2 separate regions of the Homo sapiens genome follow, and region 1 is linked to region 2. Evidence: chromatin contacts called from ENCODE Hi-C or POLR2A ChIA-PET data. All regions are on one chromosome and are shown on one strand. The core of a region is the stretch at or near the end of the contact, and the rest is flanking DNA. Distances in the headings are between cores, read along the strand shown.

Evidence for each region. A loop is a pair of places that touch in the nucleus more often than their neighbours do. ChIA-PET counts read pairs that join two places held with the same protein, here RNA polymerase II (POLR2A). Pooled maps may share reads with other maps.
Region 1: a map of GM12878 shows a loop between it and region 2 (4-fold over the local background). The contact joins two enhancer-like sites. A Hi-C loop is called at or near these places in 3 of 168 maps with a recorded cell type or tissue (CD4-positive, alpha-beta T cell, GM12878 and naive thymus-derived CD4-positive, alpha-beta T cell), 19 of 37 single-sample maps with no recorded cell type and 14 of 50 pooled maps. POLR2A ChIA-PET finds 5 or more read pairs at or near these places in 16 of 52 experiments (CD4-positive, alpha-beta T cell, CD4-positive, alpha-beta memory T cell, CD8-positive, alpha-beta T cell and 13 more).

Annotation. Positions count from the first base shown.
Region 1 is chr7:8,188,546-8,191,995 of GRCh38, forward strand. All of the region lies in intron 6 of ICA1 (islet cell autoantigen 1), which reads right to left. Among named protein-coding and RNA genes, the nearest start is that of ICA1, 72 kb to the right of the region's middle. Within about 2 kb of position 2,011, at least 2 of the 41 ENCODE cell types and tissues checked have a DNase peak (open chromatin) inside an H3K27ac peak, as active enhancers do.
Region 2 is chr7:8,113,382-8,116,965 of GRCh38, forward strand. ICA1 (islet cell autoantigen 1) reads right to left here. Exons shown (of 14, transcript NM_001136020.3): 14 at 1-663. The coding sequence ends at 542. Among named protein-coding and RNA genes, the nearest start is that of GLCCI1, 150 kb to the left of the region's middle. RefSeq lists enhancers at 862-961, 982-1,171. Within about 2 kb of position 2,335, at least 4 of the 41 ENCODE cell types and tissues checked have a DNase peak (open chromatin) inside an H3K27ac peak, as active enhancers do.

The DNA of each region.
Region 1 (3,450 bases), core at 761-3,260, 75 kb after region 2:
ACTATTTTAAAAGTGAGTGTGGAGTAAGGGTGGAAGCCTAGAAGGGATTTTTGGTAGAATTATAATTAGGGCATTATAAATATAGGACAGCAAGAGGTAGCTGGGACTTCAGAAATATTTTGGGAGGTAAGGAATATTTTAAACTTGGGAGTACCAGAGTTGCTGCCAATCCTGCCTCTCTTCAGGGCAGGGAAGGCCCCAAGGAGAGCAAGAGAGAACCTTTTTTGGCCATGGCTCCCTAGGGCAGAGAAGAAGCAAGCATTCAGGGCAGTACTTACAGGAATCAAGACTATGGTTTGGTGGGAGCATCCCTGTATTCTATCTTTCAGTGACGCAAAGAGGAGGGCAAGACTTTCCTTGATGAGGCCAGGGGACCATGCCAAACTGTTAGGATGGTAGATGCAGAAGCTATGCTTCCCAGTGAACCAGATTTGATACCCTGGGAGAGGAGTCAATTAAAATAGAAATCAGGGGAGTGAGCCCGCGAGCCAACCCCTCTGCAAAGACTTCATCTGATTCAGACCCTCCTGAGCTTTTACAGAACCCAGTGCCCATTGCAATCATAGCACTTATGAACATTCACTTAAAGATCTGTCTCCCCAAGTAAACACTGCACCCTGTGAGTGCTGGGATCTGTATTATTTGACTGTATTCCCACCAAGCCCAGAGCCTGCACAAAGCATGTGCCCTGAGTAAAATGCCTCTGAATGAATAAAATGAGGGTAGAGCTTTGATCAATTGGGGTCATTATACTAGAAGGAGGCTTATAACTCATTTAGTACAATCCTATTGTCTTACAGATGATGTGATACACAGAGGTTAAAGGGCTTACTAAGGTCCTATGTTGGGTTTAGTGCTAGAGCTGGACCCAGAACCCAGAACACACAGGCGGATTCTTTCGCCTCCTCGCTCTGCTAGGGGCATGAAGACAGAAGACAGCCCCCACAGTCATTCTAACATTTGTTGGCTGGCTATTGGGAATGCAGAATACATTTTCCCATGGAGGCAGGTTTTTTCTTCTTCTTTTTTTTAAATGGTGGTTCGGTTCCCAGGCCAGGCCACAAAAGCCTATTTACCCCATAGCTGAGCTCAACTATAAAACCAGCGGTAGCTCTGAGGCCTCACTGAACCCCCAGCTCCGAGCCTGCAGTCCGAGGGGCAGGTGGGCAGCTGGCTCTGCAAGGGGGGTAGGCAGCGCTCCCTTGAGCAGACCAGGAGTGTGGGGAGGGGGCTGGGCAGGGGGGCTGGGCAGGGGGCCCAGGCAGCAGCTGCAGGAGCCTACAGCAGCCTCTGAATGCCTTGGTGGTTCTTAAGTGGATTGTTTGTAAGTTGGGAACTGTCTGTACTTAGAAAGGCGGATTTCAAGAGGTAGGGGATCCTATTTCACTTGAAGGCCCACAGTAATGAGGGTTCTTTATTCGTAATGAAGTAAGCCACTAATTGGAGGGACGGGCTCAGGAGGCCTGGTGGAATTTTGTACTCCTGGACCAGAACTGAGTAATATTATGCAGTAGCCTGGCAACCCTTTACTTTTGCACAAAATTCATATAAAAATCTACCATGAAGTGCCTGTCTGACATTCACTGTGTTTATTATTAATAATGATAATAACAGGGTAGCTTATACACAGCCTTAAGGCTAAGAAAGTAAATTGAATTCTCAGTTTCTTCCAGTTTTTTTTTTTTCCGCAGTCAGATTAGGAACATTTGGAAAGTCCTTACTCTCCGAGTGGGCTGAAACCTTTCATATTTACCCAGAGGAGACATGGCTGTAGTTTCTAAGGACTCATCCAAGAGATGATCTCTTTCCTTCCTCTGCCTCCTCAGAGAGGCAGAAACATTCCATAAACTCACAAATGTTGTAAAAGTAAATGTACAAAAAAATAATATTAATGGAACTGAAAACGTTACAGTAGAGAAATCAATTATAATAAGGTAATACAGTTAGCTCTTCTGGACTTAATGAAATGTGTTCAACTGCATTGGAATGTTCTGGTGCCCCCTGCAGGATTCTAACACCTCACAGAAATGGTTTAGTACCAATTCAGATGGCTTAGAAAACCCTACAGAGGCAATGTGTTTCTTTTCTCAGGTTCAAATCAACTTAACCTGGCTCAATCACATGCAGAGGGACAAAGCAGGAACTCAATCTAACATTTAAAAGGTTTTTAGCCACCATAAGTTTGTCATTAGAATGGAGGTTTTTGGATCAACAACAGAAACTATTTTTGGTTTGTGAAGTTTATAAATCTAACAGTGCAAAGTTCACGGTTACATGTGTGATCTCTCAATTTTTCTGGGCTGAGTGTTTAGGGAACAAGGAAGTTTGCTTCCATGAGCCTTGCTTTGACTTAGTGCAGAAAAATTAAACATTCTGGAAAGTTAAACATTTAGCTTCTAAATTTTTACTGCCCTGGAATTCCTCAGGAACATGACTCCAGTATGATAATGAACAAATGGTCATCAGAGTTGTTTATTCCATAGTTACAGGTCAGCAGATGTGAGGAACCATCGTCTGACTCCAATAAGCTTTTAAGATGATAGCTGTCCATCGTTCCTGCCCTCCACTTTATACGAGAGTAACTGAAATCACTATTTTGATGTATAATGTCCCTGCTATCATCTAGTCTTAGGTAATTTATCTGAAAGACATTGACCAGGTCTCACTGAATTTGCAAAGAATCATGCTGGCACATAATTCTAATTATATCACAATAGCTACAACATAAATACAGTATTGTAATATTGTACAGACAGTCCTGGATTTGCCATGGTTTGATTTATGATTGTTTGACTTAGAGTTTTTGACTTTGCCAAGATGCAAAAGCAACATGTATTCAGCAGAAACTGTACTTCAAGTACGCAAACAACCACTCTGTTTTTCATTGTCAGTACAGTGTTCAATAAATTACTGTGAAATATTAAGCACTGTAGTATAGTATAGGTTTTGTGTTAGATGATTTTGCCCCACTGTAGGCTAATGTAGGCATTCTGAAAACATTTAAGGTAGCCTGTGGTAAGCTATGCTGTTTGGTAGGTTTGGTGTATTAAATGCATTTCCGATTAGGATATTTTCAACTTGATGGGTTTACTGGGGCATAACTCCATTGTAAGTCAAGAAGCATCTGTATATATGTGTTATATAATACATATTGCCTATAGTAATATTACATATTATTATAATATTGTATAATATTATAACACAATATAAACCTCTACTAATGTCACTTTTTTCAGTGCCATTCCTTCTTTCATATACTGGATGTTTAATTTCTTAATTTGAACATTATAAAGAAACGTATTAAAATTCAAATCACAAAGACACTAAACATAATTCCAGACTTCTAGAAAAGTTGCAAGAATTCTTTGTATGCCTGGATACCCTTCACCCAGATTCCCAAAATGTTAATTCACCCAAACATTACTACATTTGTTTCATTTTCTAAATACA
Region 2 (3,584 bases), core at 1,085-3,584:
CGTGGCCCACCAGGCACCTGCTGTGGGGACAGTGTCTTTGGTTGGCCAGAGCTTCATCCAGAGCTCACTGGAAGGTGGCTTGGCAGGAAGAGGGAATCTTCCTACAGCCCTCCTCCAAGGGGGACAGAGGCTGGGGGCAGAGAAGGAGGCATTTAAGCTTTGCTAGCCTCCTGCTGCCTCTGAGGCTGTAGGACACGTCATTCAAACCTACCATCAAAGTAGGCTTCTGATTTCAACTTGGATCTCACGGTAGCCCAGTGACACCGCAGCAGCCATGATGGGATGTAGGCAGGAGAGCGGTGGCCTGGAAACCGCTTCTAGACAATCCTGTATTATTTAGATCCACATAGAGATACACGAAAACCCTTTATACCAAATAAGAGTAAATAATTATACCAATATAAACAGGGCCGTTGACCCTTTCATTTTATTAAAATGGCACATAATTATTAAAACAGCATACTGATCACTTTATACTTCTGCTAGCCCCCAGGGGAGCTGCTGGGGGCGGCATGTGAGTGCCCTCCCGAAGGGTACAGATTCATGCATTGAGCAATTCGTGTTCTTTATCGGTTTTCCCAACAGCATCAGGATTTGAGAGTGGGTCGAGGTCAGCGAAGAGGCTGAACCAGGCAGTCAGGTCTGAGGCAGCCTTAGCAGGTTCTGGGGAGAGAAGAGGAAACATGAGCAAACGCACCTTCCAAATGTCCACCTCTGCCATGCGGGATGCAGGCAGGTCCAGGTCATCTTCAAATGCAGATTGTTCAATCAGACAAATCCCTTTGCACTCTCTCTGACAATAGTTAGGGAATTCCAACTCCCGTGGCTGGTTGGCCAGTTAACATTTCCAAACCAGGGCCTGAAGCTCCGAGAATAACAAGCTCTTGTGTTAACAAACTCCCACCTGCACCCCAACCCCACTAATGGCCATAGCCCATGAAAAGCTGATCAAACCCTCGGGCCCTGCCACTTCACCACAACCAGGAAATAGCATAGTTATTTCAGAAATCAGACTGAATGGCTGAGGAAGCAAGGGGCTTTCCACTGTCTGCTGGAGGAATCTTTTCAAATCTGCTGGGTCAGGAGAAATATTATGGCCACTCTTTCTACCCTTCAAAGCAACAGGCCCAAAAGTGTTTGGCGCCCAGGCCTGGCTTCTCCTCTTCTCTCAGGGTCACTGCCTTCTTCAATCCTTTCCTGTTAAAAGGAGGGCCCTGACATGCCTTCCCTTCTCCCAGGGGGTCAATTCCCCTCACTCTTCAGCCTCATTGGAATACTCCCTTCTGCTCTTCCACCTAAACACCTGCCCTAACTTCCTGAATACCACGATTATACAGCCAAATTATTTTCCAGATGAGGAGAACATTTTCAAAAGAGTGCCTCATGCAAGTGATTTCTAAATAAGATGAAGGCTTTGTTTAAAATACATAAATCATTCCACATGAGAATCTAAGTTCATTGGCTTGGATGACCTGTGTTTTTTTCTTCTCCAACAGGTGGGAGTGTCAGAAACATGAAGAAAACGTCTCTGATGGGTGATCCTTCTAGCTGAGAGCAGCTAGGAATGTGCTTGCCATCTGGCTGAAAAGAGTCTCAGGAAGTGTTGGTAGGACAAGTTGCTAAAAGTGGTTAGTGAGGGGATAGAGGCAATGGGATTATATCAGTATAAACAGGGCCTTTGATCCTTTCATCAAAATGGCACTGAAATGCTAAGATAGTGTACCGATCACTTTATACTTCGGATTCCCCTCCCTCTTTTTGTAAAAAAAGTCTTTTGTAGATATTAATGTATCTACATGTAAAAATCAGTGTATCTATGATGGTGAGAAAACTATATCAAGACTAGTGGGTAATATGCAAGTTATTACTATGTAACATTGAATTCCATGTGCAATTAGCCCTGGAATCATCTGGTTTATCTTGATATGAGTATCAGAGACAAGAGAGCTCACTGTAGCTTAGTTGGAGGGGGAGTGGGCAGGGTATTGCCTAAAAAAAGGCAATACTGATTTCGCTGGATTAGCCTATCTCTATTCTTGCTAGAGGATATCAAAATATCTTAAAGACGACTCTAGTGAAAAGATGCTACATGCTTGTTTCCCCTTCCTTCTAACCTCCTCAAGGGTCTTAGGAGGTCTTCTGAGCGTTCTCATGGCCTTGCCGTGAGGAGCCAGTGATTGTGCTTTGGGACAATCCTCACATTCCCCAGGCAGCCACTGTTGGAGACAAAGCAGGTGCAACTTATTTGCATAACACTTAAAAGAGCATCATGGGAACATTTTTTGATGATAATGGAGTACACACTTCCTTCAACTTCCTGTGGCCAACAAGAGAAAGTCAGTGATACCAAAGAAACAGAGCTAGAGCTGCAAACACAGATGATATCTTCAGTCGAGCAGAGGCTCCCTTGGGGGACCTGTCCCAAAAGAGAACAGATCTCATGAACTTGAAATGACCTCTTTTGACAACTATGAAACCTGGCCCTTTCTGAGGTGCACAAATTAAATGCCCTATTTGGTGGTGGCAATGGTATTTCTGGCTAAAAATAGCAAACCTCAGAGGCCTTTCATACCTTGGTATTTCCAACCAAACTTGGGGACCACCCAACCACATGTAGATATTTGACTCATCCACATTAGGTACAATTTGATAAAGGGAATTATGAATGAGGACATTAAGCCAGAAAAAGAAGTCAGAATGTAATTTCTGGGATTATGCGAAATTCTCCATCTCATAGCCCTGTCTTGAGCCCTAGATGTTCAAATGGAAATTAGCAAAGTAGTACAGAAAACAGGTTAGGCCACTGGAAAGGAAGGCAGCTGTCATTTCAGAGAGACAAAATGCTGTTATTACCTTTCACTGCAGGGCTGTTGTCATTTGGACTGCTTGTCTTTGGTACTGGCCATGGAGTAGGAGGGGGATTGACATTGCTCTCTGACCAGTCTAATATTCAAAACCAGAGCATATCAGATCTAGTGAAGAAGTCACATGGACCCACCAGTTGATGGCCACATCCGTGGTTGCCTCCGAATAAAAATAAGACATTTCTCCCATGTTCCTCATACTGGAATACATTTGAGGAGATAGGAGATATGCATCATCGAACCCAATCCAAAAATATGAAAAATGAAGGAAAAGGTTAGATTCTGAAAAGCAAATAAACTATTGCTATGGATAAGGCATCTTTGCTTTTTAGCTTTATTTATGCCCATTTTTCTTCTCAAGCACAATCGTTTCATGATCATACCAAAGATTATCAGTGGTGCTCTAAGGAAAGCAGGTGCCTTGTTTTTCTGTCACAAATGGGGAAAAGCTTAAAAAAGAGAACACCATTAAATGAAGCAATAGGACTAGTAACTGCACATCTTCTCGACTTCCAATATGATCCAGTCCTTTTATTTTCTACACAGCTAATTTAAATTGGGAGATTTAATTAATACAGATAAGTAAATAACAGTCCAGTCCAAATATATGAGGGGGAAAGAAATCCCTCGTTAACTTTATGCCCCCCATTACAATGGTATTTGGCTTGTGATATGGTTAGGCTTTGTGTCCCCACCCAAATCTCACCTTGAACTGTAATC